Linked DNA regions of Mus musculus: regions 2 and 3 are each linked to region 1. Evidence: chromatin loops called from intact Hi-C (ENCODE). Cell type or tissue: left cerebral cortex. All regions are shown on one strand.

Evidence for each region. A loop is a pair of places that touch in the nucleus more often than their neighbours do. Peaks named below come from ENCODE experiments on the same cell type or tissue, not always from the same donor. Only the 100,000 strongest peaks of a DNase experiment are listed, where the experiment ranks them.
Region 2: a loop joins it to region 1, with 2.3 times the contacts of the local background. A loop is called at or near these places in 9 of 42 quality-filtered maps.
Region 3: a loop joins it to region 1, with 2.2 times the contacts of the local background. A loop is called at or near these places in 8 of 42 quality-filtered maps.

Annotation. Positions count from the first base shown.
Region 1 is chr2:103,069,855-103,077,854 of GRCm38, reverse strand. Pdhx (pyruvate dehydrogenase complex, component X) reads left to right here and starts at 4,342. Exons shown (of 11, transcript NM_175094.5): 1 at 4,342-4,565. The coding sequence starts at 4,406. It overlaps Apip (APAF1 interacting protein), which reads right to left and starts at 4,180. Exons shown (of 7, transcript NM_019735.4): 1 at 4,014-4,180. The coding sequence starts at 4,067. In left cerebral cortex, a CTCF peak has its summit at 3,431; DNase peaks (open chromatin) are centred at 3,462 and 4,273; H3K4me3 peaks cover 2,430 bases; H3K27ac peaks cover 1,452 bases.
Region 2 is chr2:102,800,376-102,808,375 of GRCm38, reverse strand. No RefSeq gene overlaps it. Among named protein-coding and RNA genes, the nearest start is that of Gm13872, 58 kb to the right of the region's middle. In left cerebral cortex, a CTCF peak has its summit at 4,131 (motif pointing left); DNase peaks (open chromatin) are centred at 551 and 4,108.
Region 3 is chr2:102,586,522-102,594,521 of GRCm38, reverse strand. It overlaps Pamr1 (peptidase domain containing associated with muscle regeneration 1), which reads right to left. Exons shown (of 11, transcript NM_173749.4): 3 at 7,799-7,927. Among named protein-coding and RNA genes, the nearest start is that of Pamr1, 41 kb to the right of the region's middle. In left cerebral cortex, a CTCF peak has its summit at 4,325 (motif pointing left); a DNase peak (open chromatin) is centred at 4,307.

The sequences.
Region 1 (8,000 bases):
TGTGACAGCATTTGCTCTTTGCACTTGTCTCCTGGCATTTATCATATGCTTCACTCAGTCACTCAACAAACCGTGAGTTTTGTTAGGCCCCGGGGGGAGAAATATCAGTGCGACACGACCCACTCTGAGGAGCTTGCTGTAGTAAAGATCGTCACAGTTATAGGATGGTAGTGTATAGCAGAAAATGGTTGGGAGTCACAGAAGAAGAAGCTGTAGATTGGGACGGAAGGATGCTTGAACTCCTGAAGGGTGGAGCCAGTGCGCTGTGCAGGTGGAGAGGAAGGTTCAGAAAATGGGATTGTTTACAGATCAGGTTCTGTGCGTGAAGGCAGAGAAGCAGGATATATTTTTAACTTTGGAAGTTTCCATGCCTTCTGAGGATGAACTAACCAGGACGAAATGAGGCTGATGAGCAGAGTTGTAGAGTCCCCAGTAGCATTCTGCTCCTCAGCAGATGCACAAGGAAGGTGGACAGCAGAGCTTTCGCTGGCTGAGGGCTGCGTTAGGAAAGGGTGAAAGTGAGCCTTAACTACTTCAAGTAACATGTTAAAGAACTGTTTTATTTGTGTGTGTGTGTGTATGTATGTGTGTGGGCATGACACCTGTGTGCTCGATCAGAGGACAACTTGAGGGAGTTAGTTTTGTCTTACCATGTGGGTCCTGGGGACAGAACACAGGCTGCCAGGCTTGGCAGTAAGCAATTTTCCCTGCTGAGCCCTCTCACTGCGCCCCCTAAGTAACAAATGCTTTCAAGAATTGTATTTGGAAGCCAGACCAAAGTGGGTTTCACTCGCTTCATTTAGAAGTAGATGAAATTTGCGGGCATAAAATTCTAAAGACTCTTTCAGTAATGTCGTTATGGCAGTGAGTCCTAGATAAGGAAACAGATGGAAAAATTGTCTAGTAGAAACAATCTCCTATTGCATGTAGTAGTAGTAGTCATCTTTCTGACACTATAACAAAATACCTGAGATAATTAACATAAGGCAAGGTTTGCTTGGGCTTACATACAGTTTTATAGGTCCCAGCCCACGATCAGGTGGGTCTCTTAGTTTTAAGCCTTTGGTGGGGTGCAGAGTGTTAATGGTAAAGGGGACATGGTGGCACCCATGGCTCACCTAATGGCCACGAAGCAAAAGATAAAGAAGGTACATAGGGTGTTCCCTGCCTTCTGGGGTCACATGCCCGATGACATAAGACTCTCTCGATTGTCCCCATCGTGTACAGGAGCTTCTACTTCCAAATGGTACGAAAACTGGGTGAAAAGCCTTTATCATATAGGACTTTGCGGATACTCATATCCAAATGATAGCCTATGCTATGAGGCAGACTTAGAAGACAAGAAGAGATGGAAGACATAGGAGAGCTACAGCCTAATAAATAGGTTCTCTTCTGCTAGGAAACAGAAACTGAGATCAGGAAAACAGAAAGGTAATAGCCTAAACAAGAGGAAGAACAAAGTATGTATGCATGTCTGAATGCCAGTAAGTATGATCTATCAACAACAGGAATTGCCAAGTGCTTGTTGTGGGTCAGGCACTACTGTTAAAGCTGTATGGACAACTTTACCTTATACCAGCCCTATCATACCAAAAGATTAACTTGTCTACCTGATAACTGACAGCAGGGCCAGGATTTGAACCCAGGCAATACGGCTATAAACCCCTACTCTTTTACTTTGAAATTATACTGTAGATGGAAAGAGTATTGAAGCTGCCTCTGCCTCCAGGTCCTAGTTGCTGGCAGATGCCCTGCAGTGACTGCTATAGTGAAATGACAAGCAGGCTGCTGTGATTCTATAGTCATAAAGGCACAAATGTTTTCCCTTTCCTCAGTCCAGGGACCCAGAGGCAAACTGACTACAAACACCTACGACTCATGAACTACATGGGCCTCCTATCTGTGTTTCTCAGAAACCTGCAAGAGGGGGAAGAATCCTGCTGTGTCTTCTGGAACTTACCTTTGTTCAAAATCCTTGCTGTGCTCTGTGTGTTGTTAATAACTTAATACTAATCTCTAACACATAGGGCAAACTGAGTCAGACCGAACCAAATCGAACTTTCGTCACTATAAATAGAACGCCATGATACATGAGGCAAAATTAAAAAAAATCAAAAGCCAGCAAACAAGCAAGCCTTCCCGGGTTTTCCCCCAAGGCATGGTTTTCTAAGGAACAAGAGACATGTTCTTGTAAGTTATACAATACCATATACCATATACCATATACCATATACCATATACCATAGCGCTCTGCTCAATAAACACTGGGTGCACTAAGACCGTATTTCTTACATTAAGAAAAGGCTAATATCAAACGGTTCAAACTGATATCTTGTGGACTGTGCTGGGTTGTTTTGTTCACTGTTGGGGAAGCCTTCCAATCAGGTAACACATAGTTAAGTCTTAAAGGATACATATACGTTAACAAAAAAAAAAAAAGTAGTAAGGGGTTCACGTTGGCTAGTTTTATGTCAACTGGGCACAAGCTGTGGTCATCTGAGAGGCAGAAACTTCGGTTGAAAAAAAATGCCTCCATGAGATGGGCTGAAGGCATGCCTATAGAGGAGTTTCACAGTGATTGATGAGGGAGGACTCTGCTCGTTGTAAGTGGTGCCACCCTGAACTGGTGGTCCTGAGTTCAGGCTGAGCAAGCCAGAGGGAGCAAGCCAGTAAGCAGCACCCCTCTATGCATCTGTATCAGTTCCTGCCTCCAGGTTCCTGCTCGCCTGTACTCCTGTCCGGACTTCCTTCTATGATGAGCAGTGAAGTAGAAGTAGAAGCAACATAAACCCTTTCCTCCCCAAGTTGCTTTCTTTGGTCATGGTGTTTCACCACAGCAATAGTGACCCCCCACCCCCCAACACAGACCAAAGTCGTTTATTTGATCTGCACAACACTTAGAACTCAAGCCAACATTTTTGAATCAGGAAATTTCACACAGAATATGACTTTCTAAGTGTCCCTCAAAAAAGCAGAATTTGACACTGCGTCTATACCTCCAAACAGCAAGAAGAGGCTAGAGACATGTAATGAGATCTCTAGTTGAGGTATATGGTGGTCCTAGAGTTTTCTTTGTGGTTTCCTCAAAATATGGGCCAATCTAAAATGCTAGGTATTCAAAAGTCTTTGACAAATCACCATCTGAAACCACCCACTTCTCCTTCTATACTTGAAAAACATCTTCAGCTTCTTTTTTGTATGTGGCTATTTTCTGTCTTGATAAATTCAATCACAGCTCTTGAATCACAGGTTATTTTGCTGATCTGGCACAACACTTAGTATGAAAAAAAAATCTGTATTTCTATGATGACCGTCACCAAGATTTACTAATAAGGGATGACAAACATGTCTGCTATCAATGCACCTTGATTCTGATACATTGCTTCTACTTTCCTCGTTCTCCATATATAGGGATGGCCACCAGGGACCTGTGTCCTATATGCAAAATCTCCCTTTCAGTCGTGCCTAATTTCAAGGTTTATAAAGAATTTGTGAAAAGCCACTTATTCCAAGACAATAATAGTTCAGATGCTCTGCATTAAATATTTCCTGTTTTATTTTAAATTGAGACCCCTTGGCTAGACGAAAGGTTAGTAAAGATATAATTTTGTGGACTTCCCCTGAGTCTTCTGCAGGGCTTATCAGTTAGTATCGAAGCTGTTTATTCTTCTAGTTCGCTAGTTCACCATTTTCTTAGCACTAGAAGGCATTTCATAAGCCTGCGTCCTGTTTAACTGAAAGAAAACCCATGTTGCCCCAGGGCCCATTTTCCTTAAAGAAGAATCATTTCCAAGAGCTCCCACCTCATAACGTCAAGTAAGATAGGCAAGGACAACTGCCCAAAAGAGTGCCCTTTGGGGTGCCTGACAATTCCGGTAGAGCAGTCCTACTAGCACAGAGGGGCCTCTGACTTTCGCGGACTGGGTTAGGAATTAGCCGCCTAGAGCTCCTGGCCGAAGCCCCACCCCGCGGCCCGTGACCCCACCTCGCCTGCTGTAGACCGCCGTCCTTACCTGCGCGCCACACGGCCGCGAGCAACAGTCTCCTTGAGCTTGACAGCCAGACATGGTTCTGACTCTGCTCCGTTATCTGTCCCGCGCTCGTTCCAAGTCTGAGCGGCCGGCAGAACGCTATTAGGCGACAGAGCGGGCAGCCTGGGGGCGGAGCAAGAGTGAGAGGCGGAGTCTGAGGGGGACCTCGTCCCTTTGGAGAATCTGCGGCGGCGCAAACCGGCCGGTGGGCGTGCCCGTGAAGGTTGGAGGCGGTGTTAGAAGGACTAGTCCTCCAGTCCAAGGCGGGGAGCGTGCGCTGTGGGCGGGGCCAGCCCATGCAAGGCGGGGCCTGGACGGGCCTTGAGGCCGCCAATCTAGTTGACTTGCGAGCTTTCCCGGAGAAAGCCGGGAAGATGGCGGCCTCCTGGAGGCTTCACTGTAACCAGCCGCTGCTTCGGTACCTTCTGGGATTTAGCAGCCGTCGAAGCCTGGGACTGGCTCAGGGTGCTGCTGCTTGGCCTGTCGACCGTGGAGCAAGTTGGAGGTGGTTTCACAGTACTCAGCTGCTGCAGGGTGAGTGGCTTGCGCTCGCTCCACTTCTCTCTTTAGCTGAGCAATGGGGCCTGGGTCAGGGGCTTTCTTGATTGGGGACACGGTTTGTGAGGTTAAGTGCGGACTCTTCCTGTTCCTTTCAACCTCCCCCAGAAACGGGCCTGCTGACTTAGCCTATGGCATGCGGCAAAAGAACTGTCTTCAGACTTGGGAGAGCATGGTTCCGTCCTTGGCCTGCCTTCAGGGCTACATGGCTTCTCTGTGACCTTGCTTTAGAATTTGAGAAATTTCGATGTCACCTAGGGAGGGTCTGTTTTAAATCCCTCTATTTTAGACCCTTATCAATCACATGTCAAATTTCTTTAATTTTACCATTCCTCTCTAATGTAATATAGCTGCCCATACATTCAAAGCCACTATTACCCATACTGATTCATTCAAAGGACCTGTCCCTATTGGAAAACTTTAAATCTTACTGCACTTAATGTATGCAGCATACAAGACTTAACTTAGAAAATACAGAATCACAGACATTGCTAGAATGTTTCAAGTAAAATATGTGGCATGAAATTCATACAGCCTATTACATAAAATTGTTCTTAAGCAGTGATATTGAACTCGGAGATATACCCACTGTCCTTCCGTTATTTAACATACAGCATATAAAATGGCAGACCTGGCATTATTCTTCCTTACGTGTATGAATATGGGCTGGGGGTTAGGATGGGGGCACAGAAAACAGTTTTAGAAACCATTAGACATTTAAGTAATCATTCTTACCACCACCTGGTACAGTAGGCCTAGCCCACACTTTCTGAGCTGTCTGAGGCCACAAAACAAAACAAAAAAAAAGAAAAAGAAAAACAATAAAATCCGTGTGCTGAGATTTCTAAAGAGGGGCTAATAGGGACAATTTACCTAAGTCATTTTTGGAGTAATGTTTAATAAATACTTCCTGGATATTGTCTTTAACTGTATAGTATATAATATTTTCTCTGCCTGGTCCTCATTTGTTAAAACTGAACTTGCCTACACTTAGCAGAAACTCTGACTCAGGAATCTGCACCTTATACTGTTGTGAGTTTAATGGAGCACACTTTTGAGACTCCCTGCCTCAAAACATCGAGGAATATGAAAGCTTAGATTGGGAAAAATACCTGTGAAATGGCCTATCCTTGCTTGTGAGGTCTTTTTGAGAGTGTGAATTTCCTAAACTCTGTTTAAAAAGGAAAGAGTGTGTGTTCTTAGACACAAAAAATGAGTAGTTTCCAAGATTTTTCTTAGAGTCAGCTGCTTCTGCCTTTAGAAATTCACATGGATAGTTTTCATCTGCTAAGTCTTGGCATTTTACCTGGACTTATCCTCTACCTCCGGGTAGATACCTTGAACACCTTGTCTGTCGGCATCATTTGTAGGAAGATGGTGCTGAATCCCAAGGCAAACTGAGTAGTTTTATTATCACTACCCACTATCCACTTAAAGTACACATTCATTGTCTTAAAGCTTTTGGGGTCAGAAGTATAAAATGAATCTCACTAGGCTAAAGTCAAGGCGTCTAGCCAGGATTGTCTTCTTTGGAGGTTCTAGTAGGCAATCTGTTTCCTTGTTTTGTTTTGTTTTAGTTTGTTTGTTTGTTTGTTTGTTTTTGCTTTTTTTTTTCCATCCAAAGCCTTCTCAGATTTGTGGGCTCTTAGTTCCTGTCTCTCCTCCAGCTCAGTAACAGCGAGTCTAGTATTGAGCACACTTGTATCTCTCCACACTTCCTCCTACCTCGCTTCCATCGAGAGGATGAAGTCTTGTTGCTATGTTGGGCCCAGCAGGATAATGGATTTTTCCCCATCTCAGGATCAGTTGATAACAACCTCCATCCACGTTCATCTTAATTCTGTCTTGTTCTGTGAGATAGCATATTTGTAGATTTCGGACATTATGACAGAGACCTCCAATAGAGGCATTATGCTACATGTGGAGCCCGAATCTTTCTACCAACTCTTACCAATACGATTTTGTTAAGCTACTTGAATACATTAATTATTTTAGAAAACATGAACTTAGAGGGTTGGCTTTCTTTTTTTTTTTTTTTTTTTCATCCTCGTACTTTAATAAAACTAAGCTGGTTTTTGTATCATCAGAGACTGAATTAGGTGCATTTAGTGAACCCACTTCTCTTTCACATACTTATGTAGGATTTTAAAATCTGTAAATTTGGAAGTACTCTTGTTTTGTTTTCCCTAAAGGGGATTTGTTGGCTGCCTTTGGGAGTTATGGCATGGGCTGTGTGCTTAACACTTCTTAGAATTTTTTATTGAGTTCTAACGATCTAAAACTTCGGTATTATTGCTGTTTATTTGTGTAAAACTACAAAAGTTCAGAAAAGTGAAGCCTTGCAGCTGTGTTTTAAGTGCACTAATCAGTGCTCTGTGTATTTATGCTTAACAAATCCCTTCTTTCAGTTTTTCAACTGAAATGTTTATTGAGAAAGCAGTGTTACTTATCTCTTGCCTGATTTCGTAAAGGAACAAATGTCTATCAGAGAGTGGGCACGTGACAGCCTACTTACAAAGTGTGATCTCCTGACCAAAACACATTCTCAGAATTCTGTCACATGGCCCATTCAGATATACAGTCATATTTAATTCTGTATATGCAATCCTGAATTATTTGACATCTTTTTTTTTTTACAGTATTTATAGACTACTTGTGAGAGATTAACAGTGAAGACAGGTTTTCAGTGGTATATGCAGTGTACCCTAGGAAGTAAGTCCATGATGAGGCAAGATGTGTGCAGAGGAAAAAGTGGCAGTCCTCCAGCCTGAAGGCACAGCAGGGACTCCAGAAGCCACAGTGTTAATCACAGAATGACACAGCATTGGAATTCTCTGTTGTTATGCTTTTAGAAAAGACAAGATTTGGATTATATTTTTTTTTTTTACTATTCTTTTATTTGGGTAGGGATAGGAGTGCCACAGCATGTATTGAAGGTCAGAGGACAACTTGTGGGATTCAGTTCTCTCCTTCCATCATTGGGTTCCAGGGACTGAACTCAGGCCACCATTCTTGGCTGAAAGCTCTTTTACTTGTCAAGCCACTTCGTGAGCCAGAGACTTGGATTTTACTAAGGTATTAAGCATTACCCCAGGCGTCAAGGTGGAACGTTGCTTGTGTTTTGCAATCACTTCTACTCATTCTTTTCATACACTCCTGGAATTTGAATATGTTCTCCGAAAACTTATATGTTGGCAACTAAACACCCAAATCCACTTGATAATGGTAGAGTAGAAGGTTAGAATTAGGTGAAACCAGAAGAGTAGTGCCCCATGATAGATAGCATTAATGTCTTAAAAAGAGGAAGTCAAACCAAACCAAGCTAGCATACTTGGTCACTGCTGTACCAAATCCCCTTGCGTTGTATTGGGCAGAACTGATTCATGAACCAGTTACTGACTCTGTAATAAT
Region 2 (8,000 bases), 270 kb after region 1:
TTTGTTTAGCCTGTGTTAAATTAAACTCATTTAACTATACTTAAAGAAAATGTGGAGGGAAATATTTCCAGGCTAGACTCTTGACTGAGCTATGATACAAAGTATGGATAAGAGGAGAATTTCAGATATGCACAGTATCCAAGCCCATTCAGTCATTCTCAGGCAACCCCCAAAGAATGCATTCTACCTAAAATTAAATGCTATCAAGAAAAGAAAGATGTGAGGGTGAAGAAATAAAGAGGATTCTTTAAATGGCGGAAGGAGATCCCAGGGGATGATGGTCCATCCAATCTAGGGGGAAATCAGTCCAAATTAGAGAACAGACTAAAAATAGAACAAATACATGGTTTGCCTCTGTTGACTCCTAATTAAAAAGGGATTCACATTTTGCTTGTATCAGCTAACTGCCGATGCAGTAAGATGAGCTCTAAAATTAGATGCTTAAAATAACAAACATTAACGTATTTCTCCCAAGTCTGAGGGTTGATTCAGTCTCTCTGCTGATCTGGGCTGGCTCAGTTGACTCATTCATGTTTATGTTGTTGATAAACTGCTTGGAGAAACACTGCCAGTCTAGGATGGTTTCATCTCGGATGCCAAGATTGTTTCCATATGTATCTCACATGCTACCAGCTGGCTTGTATAGGCCTGGCAGGGACCTAGAAAGAAAATGAATGCTTACATAGCTCCTAGTGGTCAAAGCCCAAAACTAACTTTGTATGATTCCACCATATTGTTTTGGCCAAGCCCAAACCCAAGTGCAACTTAGATTTAAAGGAGAGAGAGAGACAGAGACAGAGACTGAGAGACAGAGAGAAACAGAGAGACAGAGACACACAGAGAGATTGATTGATTCTGTCTTCCAGTGGGAAGAGCTATAAAGATACCTTCCAAAGAATGAGACAGGAGGAGACCAATTACAAGGCCTTTTAGTACAAACAGTTTATAGTGGGTGTGTTGAAAGATTTTCATGGCTTAAGGCTACCTCTGATATTTATGTTTATGTTTATGTTCATGTTTTTGTTTCAGAAACACCATTTAGGCCATAGCAGTAACATAGCATGGAAAACCATGAACAAATTCATAAATGCCATTCTATTGGAGAAGAAGGAGCAGACACACGCAAGTATGTATGTTTGGGAGTATCCAGAGCATTATAAAGATCACGAGCACTGGTGTCAGGACTAAAAGCTGGGTTTTTTAATATTGGTTCTTTCACCTACTTAGCAGTCGGATCCTGCTTACATTTCTTAAATAACTGGAGTTGTAGTTTATCACCCGAAATAAAGAGTGGGCAGGAAAAGTGTCCACGGCTAGGGTATTAGGTAAGGTTCTTAGTGTTATCTGGTGTGTTATAGGCTCTCAAAATGTTAATTTCAAGGCTGAGGAGATGGTTCATTCAATAAACCATCTGCTGTCCAGGCACGAGGGCCTACCTGAGTCCACATCTCCAACATCCAAGTAAAAAGCCACATGTGGAGGTACCCCAACCTCTGGGACCCCCAGTATAGGCAGATCTCTGGGGCTCACTGGTTAGACGGCCTGGCTTAAAGGACTTCCATGTTCAGTAAACGACCCTGTTTCAAAATCAAGGTGGAGAACAATCAGAGATGTCAAGAACCTTTGAAATCAATCTCTGGTCTTCCCATAGGTGCATACAGCCATAGGAACACATTCATACAATACAAACACGCAGACATATAGACACACACACACATATGCACACACATGCATGAGTACACAACACCTACTGACACAGACACACAAACAAACATACACACATGAATTCCTACCTGCCATGTCAACATTTATACAGTAGGTCTTTAGTTTCTTCCTTCCCCATCCCTTCTTGTTTCCTGAACTCTGACCCTAATTGTGTGGTTATTAACTTAGGGTGACTATATCCATATTATTTAAAGATCTAAGGCACCTTGTGAGGCAAGCTCATTGATTTTCACAGAAGAGCTTTTGTTTTCAAAGCAAGACCTAAGAGCAAGGAGTCACCAAAGCAAACATCTGGTATCCTTGATGAAATATCAGCCTATCCAAGATGTGGCTACACATTAACCAAAATTGGGCACCAAGCTGTGGCTTTTGATGTCATCCTCAGGAAGTGTCTTACCCCACCTTTACTCAGATTGAGCGCACTCCCCCTTCCTAGTACCGCCTTGACCGTGTCCACCTGTCACTAACATAGTTCAATCTTATCAGTTTCCCCATTGTCCTCTCTCTTCCACTTTGGCAAACTTATTGAGAACAGGCTTTGTGTTTGTACCTCCAAACGGGAACAAACATCCCAGCTCAATTATGGCCTCCAAAGTTACTATCTAGTACTGATCACTTATGAATGTCTGTGTTTATACATTCAACTAGTGATGAAGAAATCCTTATCCCATTTTTAATGGATGAGTCAGCTAGGAACACAGAGAAGTATATTGTAGTCTCCAAACCACCCAAGTAGAAAGTGGTAGAGTTATGCTGGAGTTCTGACTTCCCCTGTCTCATTGCCTATTGTCATAAGTTTGTTAACTTGAATTTGTTGATATTAAGAGATCATTTTCAAACCTTATAAGCCAGGCCAACACTCCAGAGCTCTCTGTGGGAGTCAAAGAGTCTTCCTGAAGCATAAGTGAAGATATGTACCATGTAGGCTATATTGACGAAGGAGTTTATTTAGAAACCTATAAACACCTCCTAGATGCTGTATTTATTGGAAGAAGGAGGATCAGGTCATGTGGAAGTGTGGGGAGTTGTGCCATGGTGGCCCACGCAAAGGGTCATAGAGTTAGGAAGTCTGATCCAGCACCCTGGCCTCGGGCCCCACTTCTTGCCTCTGCTGACATCTAGTCTTCAACACCAGTAGTTTGTTTGCTTGTTAGGGCTCCCCATCTCCCGCCCCTTCCATCCCACCCTCCTCAGGCTTCCAGACTGCTGACCTCATCACGTGGTGACTGCTGTTTTCCAGCAGCTTCATCCAAACCACTTCCTCCATCCTCACCCCCGGAGGAGAAATGGCAAAAACTCCAGGAAAAGCAGCTAACATCTAGTTTTAGCATGACCGTCTTTAAAGTCAGACCCTGGGTTCAAACCCAACTTTGCCATACTTTGTTTACTGATGTGTATCTTAAGTAATTTAGCAATGATGTGTCTTCATTTTCTCATCTGTAAGATGGGAATAGTCATTTCTATCAGAAAGATATCTGGGAAATTGAATGAGACAAAAAGACAAAATTTGATAGGAGCATATGGCTTTTCTGTTTCTCATTCCTCACACCAGAAGTGCTGACACCCTAGTCTTCTCACCCAGATACTCAAATAGCTATTAGAGAGGAAACAGGGACCTCTCTTGTTTTCTGGGGAGTGTGGAAGTAGGCAGGTATGTTACTGCTTTTTATTTTATTTTATTTTATTTTATTTTATTTTATTTTATTTTATTTTATTTTATTTCACAAAGGCCTTGCCAGAACTTGGTGTCCTCTAGATGTAGAGAGGAGAGAACGGCTACCCATTCCAGGGCCCAGCCTCCTCAGAATCTAGGCAGACAATTTGGAATTTATCTGCTTAGAAGTGGGGAGGCAGGTTTTGAGCAGTTGGAGACCTGAAGGAAATTCAGATTTCTGATGAAGTCAGTGGAGTTCTTGAGAGCTTTGCTTTTTTACTTTCTCCCTCCTATCACTTGAAGTCTCCTCAAGAAATAGAGAATATCCAGAAAAAGATGTCAGAAAGATAAAAGGAGAAGGGTGAAAAGAAGAAAGGGATCAAAACAGTTATCCAGGAGCACTCAGATAACGGTTGTTTATTAAGTCTCATCTGTGAACACAGTAGCCACATAAATCACAGTAGCTGTAAAGCAGTGGGTTTTAAAAAACAAATTTCTAGACTAGCTGCTCTTGGCTTCTCTTCTAACTGTTTGAAGCCAAGGTTTGGGAAACCACTGAAGCTCAGAAATACAAAGCCCGAGTTGCAAAGCCACTAGTGATGCTGGAGTCTCTCTCAGTGCTGGAGCTTCTCTGAATCAGAAAAAAAATCCCTGATACCTGGGTTCATGTACCTCCTAGAAACTGTCATTTCTTTGTGGCTTTAGGCCAACTTGTTGGCTATTTCTGGCCTGTTGATAATGTGCCCTCTAGTGGAAATCCCAGAAACCTCTCTTTGATCTTTGTGGAAGTTGAATGCTATTTGATTTCAATCCTGAATCCTCAAGGCAAATCTAGAAAGAAGAAGGAAGGTGAACGTGGGGATCCTTTCACTAAAGGCTTGTGTGGAGAAGCAGTGTTTCTGGGTAGTCTGGGCTCAAGCATTCAGATAGTGTTCCATCTTCTGGTTTAGTCAGCATCTTGTATTTGAAAAGGATTCACAGATCATGGGGGAAAGGAGACAGTAAGCTCCAGCATGACCATCATTTGCCCCCTATCTGCTAATTTCTAGACATTTTCTGGTCTATTTGGAGACATCCTTATCCGAGGAGTACAAAGAAGAGTAGTCAAGTGACTTTTCTGAGGAAGATACAAAGAAAGATTTTGACCTGTGACTGATGACCCTGGGCACTGGTTATCTTTCAGGCACTGTCTTAGACATAGTGCATACCAAACTTGAGTTTCTTTCAGTAGATACAGACAATAGAATGTGGTTTACAGAGTTATGAGGACAAAACACATTGATGTCTTAAAGGTCTCAGAATATTGTCTAGCAAGGAGCACTCTGTAAGCACACACATTAAAGTGAGAAAAGTAAAGCAAGACACTGAGCACCTGAGATAAAGCTCCATTTATCCTCATCCTACAGATAGGAAGAGCCAGGCACAGCAAGCATGGCCACTCCACTAGAAAGGGGCAGGGCTGAGCTCTGCATGAACAGCCTGGGACAGAAAACATTCTTTGAACTCCTACATCACTTTGTTTTTATTTGAACACATCAAATCCTCTTTGTGAGGGTTGGTGTGAGGGTGCAGTTGTGTAGGGGGTACATGTAGAGTCTAGAAGTTAGCCTTAGGTGTTGTTCTTCGGGACACCATCCATTTGGGGGTTTTGTTAATGTTGTTGGTTTGTATGTTGTTTCATTTTGTTTTGACGCACGGTGTCTTACTGGCTTGGAGCTCAGTGATTCAGCTAGGCTGGCTAGCTAACAAACCCCAGTGATCCACCATGCTCGACCTTTTATAGTTTTTACTGAGTTCTGGGGATGAGACTCAGGCCCTCGTGCTTGCACAGCAGCAAGCATCTTGACCAATTGAATTCTCTCCCCATCCCTTTAACTAACAAACCAGCCCTCTCAACAGAAGTATTTTCATTGTACTTCCCAAAGAAAGTTGGTGTCAACTCTAATAAACCATTAAACAAATTTCAAGGTGATCAAAATAGATAAAAATGACTCTAAAACAAGATTTGCTCATTAGACAAACAGGTGAATTATAAGTGGGTGGTCTGATTTCACTCCTGTTGCTGGGATAAAATACCTTGGTGAAAAAAAAAACAACTTAGGAAAGAAAGGGTTTACTTTGGTTTACAAATCTAGATTACAGTCCATTGTTGTAAGAAAAGTCAGGGAAGAAACTCAAACATCTAGAAAAAATGCATCTACAGTCAAGACAGAGATAAATTGATGCATATATTCTTGCTAATTTACTTGGGTTTGCTACTGTCATACAGTTTAGGATCCCCTGCCTAGGGAATGATGCCTCCCATAGTGAACTAGATCTTTTCACATCAATTGACTTAATTAAGTTAATCCTCCATATATAGTCCCAGAGGCTCACCCAATGTGGAGAATCCTTCATTGAGACTTTATTCCCAGTGATTCCAGGTTGTGTCAAGTTGATAGTTAAGGCTAGCATTCACAGTGTAGTACAGATAACATGTTAAGTTGTATTTGAGGATCTGATCAACACTCTGCTAGATTAGGCTCTATGTTTTCACTTACAATTATCCTTGTGGAAAGTTGAATTTGCTAGAACAAAATATAGAATCAGTCAATAAAGATATAAGATATAGCTTATTTTTATTTTAGTAGGCTCTTAAAAAGTTAACATTAAAGGTCAAAAAGTATTGGTTGACTTTATTTACAGAGTAAGATAAATAACTAATATCTACCTTCTGGAAAATTTTTTATGTCCATTTATGCACAAATGATCAATAACAAGAAACATTAGATAGAAGGAGAAGAGAAACCTAGCTCCCTGGCTCCTTCAAATTGTTTCAGGGATCTGAATAGTAATGCAGTGTCCGGATGCCTGTGGTGTACATCATAACTGAGATTTAAATAGGAGTAGATCCTTCAGACCATGTGACCAGAGGCTAGGATAATGTTACTGTGGCATCATTGGGGATTTAAGCTCAAATCATGCTCAAAGTGTTTTCTGTGCCACAAATAAATTCTAAATATTTTAGCAAGTCCAATAGTGGGTTGTACTTCAAATAATGTCATTGTGGCTGAATAGGCTGAGATATCCCACCCATCTCCAGCATCTAGAGAAATGTGTCTTAAATGTATTCCTTGGTGTATAGTAATGTCTGATAAATTAACACAGAGGCAAGATAGGGATAGTTATTTTTATTTTGCATGATAAGTTAGGTGTTAGTTTTGCTAGGATGAATATCAATATGAAGTGGTGCAATTGTACTTGTTATCCGGGTCAGAATAGGGGCTTTCCAGGAGAAATTAATGTTAAGATAGTAAGACTGGTTGAGTTTGCAGTAATCCTGGGGAAATCCAGCCACAAGCCAGGTGGAAGCTCCTTTCCTCAGTGACCAGAGATGAACTTCACCCTGAAAAACCCAGAGGCTGCAGGATCTACCGATCCTACCCTTCTCCATGGGGAGTGATCATGGCCCAAGGAGGATAAATGTGATTGGCACTCAAGGATGGAGGGTTGGGAAGCTGAAGAGCTGTAATAGGCAGTAGTTTCACTGTTTGCATGGGGATTAGGGATGGCCCAGGGACCAGGGAGGCTATGAGGGTAGTAGTTAGAGTTAAAGGAAGAGAGATAAGGCAAGTAGTTAAGAAGAGATGAGGAACACCTCTAGCTCCCCACTCTGCCCACACCAGTAGAAGCACACACATAGCATAAGCACTCAGACATACACCAAGACACACTACATGTCAAACGCATATGTGAATACGTGGATATACACAAGCTTTCTGACTTTGGGGTAAAGAACTGGATCTCCTTCCTTGCCCACACCTTTACAAGAATTACATAAAGCTTTCAATCAACTAGTAGGTGAGTATTCCACTCTTACAGTTAGGTTCACATTCTTTGTCATGATCCAGTACCTAGAACTGCCTGTCACATTGATGCTCAGTTAGATTGGATAAGTACACAAATGAATGACAGCCGGAAACACTCTAGATAGCAGGAAAAGAGAAACCAATTCACTGGCTGTGCTTTAGGGCTCCTCCAGGCTCCCCGAATGTCTGGTTGCTTCCAAACTAAGTCATAACCTACGACTAAAGTAGAATATGTTCTGCAGGTTAGTTATCATGGTGTCACTGAGATGTCAAGGTGGACCTAGCTAGTGGAGTGATGACATGCGTGTGCTTCTTCTAAGGAAGAGGCAGCTCACCCTGGCCTAGAGACAATATGAACGAGAATGAGCTGCTGCTCCCATTACAGAGGAAGTGAGTGGTTGAGCTGAGATGACTTTTTTCTTCTTGTATCTTTCCCTTTCCTTTTCCTCCCCCTTCACTTTCTTCCCTTTTCCTTGCCTCTTTTTGTCTTCCCTATTCTACTCTACTCTACTCTACTCTACTCTACTCTACTCTACTCTACTCTACTCTACTCTACTCTACTCTATTCTATTCTATTCTATTCTATTCTATTCTATTCTATTCTACTCTATTCCACTATATTAATCCAAGGTTTCGTGTAGCCTAGACTGGCTATGTAACCAAAGACAAGCTTGAACCTCTGATCCTCCTACCTCCACTTTCCAAGTGCTAGGATTACAATATTTGCCACCACAACCAGTTTTATGTGGTGCTGAGGATCCACTGAAACCAGG
Region 3 (8,000 bases), 480 kb after region 1:
CAATCTCATGAAGGAATGTTTCACTGAAACAGACACAGGAGAGAGGATGTTTCATTAAAGCAAACTTGATGAAGGATTCCTTGCTAACAAAACGCATGCATTGGTCCACCTTACATTTTGTAGTTGAGCTCTGTTGTTGGGACTCTGAGGACTGGGGCTGATTGGATGCACATGCTGAGGAAGAGCCATGCTAAGGCAAGGCACATGGAGGAAACATGATGTTTGGGGGTGAGGGGAGTACAAATAGAACTCCATGGAGTGTCAGGGACAGGGCCTGGCTTGCTGGTACAGCTAGCTCTGCGATGCTTGTGGGTCTTCACTAATCTTTGCTTCCCTGAGAGAGGCACAGCTGAGAACTTCTGGTGTTCTTGTTGGTCTCTCTTGCTGACTCAAGCTGACGTTGAGGCCTGGCTGTCTCTGCTAGGTCATGTCACCACCATTGCTAACCCGACTCTGCTGAACTGGACTGCTGGCGTAGCCATAAAGTGTTTGAAAAGAGATGGAGCTACTGTGAACTGAACTGCAGATTTCCAGACAACACAGATGGGAGTTGCTCCAAAGAACCTTTCTAAACAGGTCCACGTCACCCATATCCTTTCTTTTACTCTACCTCTTGTCGGTGGTGGGTTACAAGGGAGGTTAAAGCATTTAAGAACCATCATTTAAAATAGAATTTGAAAAAAATTAAGTTACAGATTCCTGTCTCCCTTTCGCTGTCCCCCGACCCCTACCCAACCTTCCTTCTTCCTCTGATCCTCCTCGTCTCAAATTTTTCTCTTAGTCATCTCTGGATATGACTCGTGTGTTTGCCTGCACACACATCATCGTGGATGCTCTAGCCCTCGAACATTTGGGGGCATGGCTCACAGCCAGTTCTTCTGCTCCTCTGCCTCTGTCCAAACACAAGTAAGAAGATAAACGTATTAGGGGCCATAATCTCTCTCTATAAATCCTCTCATATGGGTTGCTTTCCTAACCTCTTTAGATCCCCAGTATCCTTCAGGGGTTGAAGCTTCAGAATCCCTGTGGTATTGGCTACGATGTCACACAGTAATATCCTCAGGGCTGTGGGTCCTCCTGAAGCTCATGTGGGGGAGCCAGGAGAAGCCTGAGGGCCACATTAAGTAAATACCATTTTTAGATGAAACTAGCTCCCTGTCCCTCGTCCTGTATAAAAATCAACTCCAAATAGATCTAAGATCTTAATGTAAGGCCTAAAACTCTGAATGTATTAAGGAAGGTAGGAAAATGATTCAAGATACAGGAATGGGCAAAGACTTTCTGAATGAGACTAAAGTCACTCCGGAAACAATGGCAACAGTTGGCAAACAGGACTTTGTGACATTAAAAACTCCTGCACAGCAAAGTAAATAGATAATCAAATGGGGAAGAAGTCTACAAAATGGTAGGAAAATCTTAAGTAGCTATATGTCTGAGATAGGATTAATATGTAGAATATACAAGGAACTCAAAAATTAAACCGTAAGAAATTGTACAACCCAATTAGTAAATGGGCTAATGAAATGGACAGTTTGCAAAAGATAAAACAAAAATAGCCAATAAACATGTGAAAAAAAAGTTCATGCTTGTTGTCCATCAAAGAAATATAAATTCAAACTACGTTAGGATTCCTTCACATCCCAATTAGAATGGCAGTCACTAAAAAATATGAATCACTATGAATATTGGCAAGAATTAGGGCAAAATGAAACCCTTATACACTGCTGGAGGGGAAATAAGCAAGTCTGGTTATTATGAAGTTTCCTCAAAAAAACAAAAAACAAAAACAAAACAAGACCCCAAGCTAGCACCACATGACCCAGTTCTTTCACTCATGGGTCTTCCCCTGAAGGTTGCCAAGCCAACACACAGCAGAGGCACTTGCACATTGACATGTATTGCAGAACTATTCACAATGTCTAAGTTATAGAACCAACCTAAGTGTCCAACAGCAAGGCAATGGCTAAGGAAATGTTACCTATATACTCGGAAATTTTCAGCGCTAAAGAACAAAGTTGAATTTGCAAGAAAATGGGTACAACTGGGGATGATGGTATTAAACACATTAGGCCAGTCTGAGGAAGACAAATATCACATGTTTTCTCTAAGATGTGATTGGCTCCTACATTTTACATAAATATATAAAAATCATGTATGTATATATGATGTGGAAGTAGAAGCGAAAGGGGGCTGATGGAAGATGAAGGTGAGAAAGTGGGGGTGGGGCTATGGAGAAAATATGCTCAATGTACAGTGTTGTGCACAATTGTCCTTAGGTAACGTGGTACCATGTACAATGAATATATACAATGAAAATTAAATTTAAGAAGAGAACCAAAACATCTGACCTCCTCCCACAAAAAAAAAAAAAATCTCATTCCAGAAACCAGCCCTGGAGGTCATCAGGACAGCTCCACAAAGGAAGTCAATTTTTTTCATGTGGGCACATGGGCTGGCAGATGTCACTACAGTGAACAAATGTGCGACGGAGATGGGGAAGATGGGAGCAGAGCAGTGCTCGCACTGTGGAGAGAGGCAGAACTGGAGATGCAATGACAGAGGCAGGTATGAAAGAGGGCTGGGGTTGACAGTGGATCAGGTTGTTGCCCATGAAGTGGCAGGATGGCAAGAAGCAGCCTGGGGCTCACACAGATGCAGCTCCGCCCTAGAGCATACCACCCAGCTGCAGGATCTCCCTGGCTCTAGGCAATGATGGAGACCGAAGGTGAACAATGGTTCACTTTCTGGATTAGACCTCCTCCAAGGGTCACCATAGTCCATGATGCTGCTGAAGCCTACATGTGGGTCCTACCACCAGGGGCTGTGTCTATGGTCTATGCTGTCACCAGAAAACACAAGGAAGCCCATGATCTGAGCTCCAGATCAAAGAGCAAGGAAGCTACTTTGGCAGTGATGTTGGTGGCTGCAGGCACTCAGTTGAAAAAGAGGAAGATGGAAGGCTTCTGGGATACCCCCTACTCAGGCCCCAACCCCCTCCCTGAAAAGTAACAGCCTAAAAAGGAAGCCACCAAGAGAACTCTTTAAAGTGTGACAAGGATGCTGGAGAATTGCTCCCACAATCGATGGCTTCTGGTTGAGGTGCAGGCAGAAAGGTCTCAGTTTTCTTTAGAGAGTAGGCTGCTGGGAGTTTGATCATGTTCCAGTAAGTCTACGGACAACACAAATTAGACTTGTTCTTTGTTGCTGTTGTTGTTGGGGAGTCACAGTGGGGTACAGATATGGAAGGAATGGGAAGTGAGTGTGATTGCGGACTATGATGTGAAATTCTCAAAGAGTCAATAAAGAGAAGCCAACTCTGCAGTCTAAAGAGCTCTGATATCAGCCTTGCTCTTGACTTTAGACACCAGCACCTCAAATCGCAAGCACTTAGTCACAGCCCTGAGTGCCACCATTGAAAGAAACTCAGAGTCACAGAGAAGTTGCTGGTTTGAGGACCTGGGAAAGAAGTACAGGTGAACTCAAAATGCTTATGAGGAGTGAAAAGGAGGAGGGAGGGGTGCTCAAAACCAGTGTGACGGTGGTTTTTAAAGTCTTCACTGGCCAAATCTGAGGTTCAGAAAGAAAAATTAGGCATCATGAAATACAGCTGTCATTCCAACACTTGGAAGGATGAAGCAGAAAGACAGAGGCCTCCAGGCCACAGTGGGCTACATCCTGAGACCCTGTCTCTCAAGAGGAAAACACAGGAAGGAGAGATTATGCTAACATCATAAAACACAAAATATTAACATTTGTAGTATTAAAAAGAGAAAGAATGTTACGTTTTGTAAAGTGATAATTGGTGAATCCAAGTAGACAGCATGGACACAGAGAGTTCTTTCAACCCTGTAGACTTGAAATTATTTTAACTGAAACATTGAGAAAGTACAAAGAAATAGATCTTTCTTTTAGTAATATAGCACCCATGGCTCCCAGCACAGATAGTTTTGAGACCATCAAACTATCTGTCCTAATGCAGAAAGATGAAAATGATCCAAGTCTCTGGGTTCTAGACTTAGGCATGCAGGTACTCTCCTGGAGACTAGAATCTCATAACCATGGATGAAACGATCACATACTGACTGTTACGACTGTAAGGAGGTGCCAATATCATCAAAAGTACAGACAGTAACAAATTAAGGTGCTGTTCTGTCTCTCTAGTTCCAAATGTCTGAGCCTCTCAGTGTTGACCTGCCTTCCCCCTTTCCTGCTAAGATTCTACATGTTACTCAGGAAGGGAAATGGAAAGTTTCCCTACAGGAAAGAAGCCCTCCTCCTTCAGGAGAAAGGACAGGCAGGAAAGGATTGTTTGAGCGCCATCTACTGGGAAAATAGTGGTACAGCCTTGCAGCACCTGTATTGTGCCCCAGCTAGAATAGGACCACCCAAGTATGGTATCCCCTCTTCACCTTCACAGAAGGCAGTATAATGGCCAACTCCAGATAAGCATTCAGCAGACAGACAAATGCATTGCTTCTTCCCCTGAATTTGCTTTGAATTTACATAGGCAACAAGTACCTAAGAACATGAAACTGCTGTCGTCTTGGGTTTGACCTTGTTTCCACAGATGGACTTCATTCTCCTTGAGGGTTCATTGTAATCCGTGATGACCAGACTGGGCTTCCATAAGAAATGCACCATTTGTACTTGCGGCTGTGATGGCATACACTGTGTGGAATGAGGCTTTCAAAACAGGCAGAATGCAATCAGAGCCTCCCATGTGTCCCAGACAGAATGGGATGCAGAGAGGAATCTGGCCCTTCTTCTGTTTGTTTACTTCACGGAATGGACTGCTCTCCAGGTTTGTTTTTACTTGGTCTTGTTGTTTTTATCTTCCTTTGCTGAATGGCAGGCTCTACCATGAAAGAGACCGGCTGCCTGCTTGTCGTTATGTGTCCAGCACCTGGGGTGCATTCCTTTGAATGAATGTACCATCTGATAAATAATACCACAAACTTCCTACTTATCCTGTCTAATGGGATCGGTATCTTCTCTGAGCTAACTCTGTTGTCCTGAAGAAAGCTCGACTTTTAGAGTGGTGCCTTTGGCAACCCAACAAGTCAGACTCTGCAGCCAGCTTTTATACTGAAGCTCAACCCAGCACACAACTGACAGAGACTTTAGGAAAGCCATGCATGGGATATCTCTGGCTACCTGCTATTCAGACGAACTTGAGGTCCCTCGCTATACTTCTAGCGTGTCAATGAGTGGTATCTTGCTCTTTAAGCTCCTCTCATCACTTGCTCTTTCCTCTCACCTAGCCACTGAAGTAGCATTCCTAGCTATGACCTTTGCACACGGCACTGGCTCCACTTCAATGAGCCTTTGATATATTGCTAGAATTACCTGTCAGGTGTCACTTTTCTGGCCTTCTGGGTTAGTTTTTGTCAGCTTGACACAAACTGAAATCAGTTCTCCTAACTTTGCAACAGACAGAGACCACTGCAAAAAATCACAGCTAACCAGAATGTAGTTCCAATAGATAAATTTACAGAATATTTCTGTACCTAAAACTCAGGAACATTATAGAGGAGGGGGCAGAAAGATCATAAATGCAAGAAGATCAGGGAGTTTGTTTGGAAATTGTGTCTCCTAGCAATATCAGAAGCTACTATTAAGTCCCATGCACGACTGCACGAGCTGAGTGAGGATGACATCAGTGGACTGGATGCCAAACTGGATGAAGAAAGGTCCACAAGGCTCAGCCATACACAAGGAACTCTAAAAAACAGAGGAATGCCAGGAATGGAGGAGGTGCTCGTCCCCAGGGAAGAGCACACCAATTAGTTGTTCAAGGCCAAATGGTCATCCCTGAAAATATACATATCATTATGTATATATAACATTATCCAGACTGAAGAGGTTATATTTAGGAATTAGATGTGTGTGTGTGTGTGTGTGTGTGTGTACATACATGCTTATGAATCTCATGTGTATGGATATCAGAGCAGCTTGAATGTCATTTCTCAGATATTTTCTATCTTTGTTTGCTTGTCTGTCTGTCCTGGCTGTTTGTTTGTTTGTTTGTTTGTTTGTGTCTATGCTTGGCCTGACACTCACCAAGTTGATTAAGCTTGGCCATCCACAATCTCCGTGATCCACTTGTCTCCAACTCCCCCTGACCATCATGCCCAGCTCTTTACATACGTGCTAAAGACCAAACCTGGGTCCTCATGCTTACGTGGCCAGCACTTCACTAGCTGAGCTCAATTTCCAGAACCCCACATCTCTCCTAATCTATTACTGAAAGCAGTTTTGTATTTGGACTTCCTACCATCTTATCAATTAGAGGTATATGGAAAACAAGTCAATATATCACTTCTGCACATAACATTGGGCTTTCACTATCTCTAAGCAAAGCACTAAATACTTCAGATGTACTTATCACACTTATTCAGTGCCATAGGATAGATAGCATTCTATAGTTTGTACCCTGATCATTGTTTTCTCCCACCATCGCATAGAGTAGCTGCCAAGGTGAAAAGCAGGTTATATCACACAGCTAACCAGCCTGGTTAAAAAAAAATCTACAAAGCCCCAAATTAAATTTCCTGGAATCCAATTAAAGTAGCACAGAAAATTTAAATCAGCAGTAGAGACCAGCACTTTAAAATTTACCCACCTTCTAGAACTGTTGTATTCACTCTGGAATATAAACTAACCCTTCTCTTCCTCTGGGTTTGGTGGAGTCTTAAAACTACTAGCATCTGGCTACAGATTAGGTCCAGTGGTTGGGACAGCATCACTATAAACAAAGTCTCTGTAAACTAGGAATGCCATTCACAGAAGTAAAGCTGATCACCCTGACAGCTTCTGACCCCACTAAGAAACAAACAAAGCAGATTTGCTGAAGTCCCACCACATGGGCCTGGCCATGGATACAGGCTCTCAGGAAACATCCTAGGCTAGCCATGAGGAGCATCCTGGACTGAGGGAGGTACCAGATTTCCATTCCAAAGCTCTTTCAAAGAGCTTTGAAGCTCAGAGAAGAATAACAATGACTAATCCTCTGAGATCAAGTACTTTCCAGAAGAATTCCCTTCCTGGGTAAAATGGTGTCCTAGCAGTTTATGTGGTTTCAAGAACTTAACCCAGGAGTTAAGAAATGTATCAAAGAAATTTCTATTTTAAATACATTACACAAGACAATAGTGAACCCTATTTCACTATCTGCTGATCAAAGCCACCTCAAAGTTGAATATCCATTATGGCACGCGAGTGTGTGTGTGTGTGTGTGTGTGTGTGTGTGTGTGTGTGTGTGTGTGTGTGGTGTGGTGTGAGTGTGTGTGTGTGTGTGTGTGTGTGTGTGTGTGTGTGTGTGGTGTGGTGTGAGTGTGTGTGTGTGTGTGTGTGTGTGGGGGGTGTGTGTGTGTGTGTGTGTGTGTGTGTGAGTGTGGTGTGAGTGTGTGTGTGTGTGTGTGTGTGTGTGGTGTGAGTATGTGTGTGTGTGTGGTGTGAGTGTGTGTGTGTGTGGTGTGAGTGTGTGTGTGTGTGTGTGGTGTTAGTGTGTGTCTGTGTGTGTGTGTGTGTGTGTGTGTGTGTAAGTATTTGGCTCTATTTGAGCAAAAGGTGAACTTGAGGTCAAGATAAGGAAGCTTCTAGAAACACAATCCCAAACATATGTCCACTATCCACCCTGGATAGATAGAAATCTATCTTTGTTTTGATAGTCCTATCTCTAGCCACGTGCATTCCAAAACTGAGATTCCAACAAGGTAAACATGAGTTGCATTCTAAGCTGAGACTTGGATGCTAAACCAAGCCAGAGCTTGTGCATGTGCACAGGGGGTCTACTTACGCATGCAGTCTCCTCCGTACCAGCCTGCCCTGCACTCTGCGCAGTAGAATCCCTTCACGTAGAAGTCATCCAGAGTTCCGCCCCAGGAGCCATTGCGGCAGCTCTTGCAGTTTTCAAAGATGGTACAACCTGAAACATTCCAAACTGTTAGTCTACACATTTTCAGATTTTTACTTTCTAAGGAGGCAAACTAAGTCTCTCT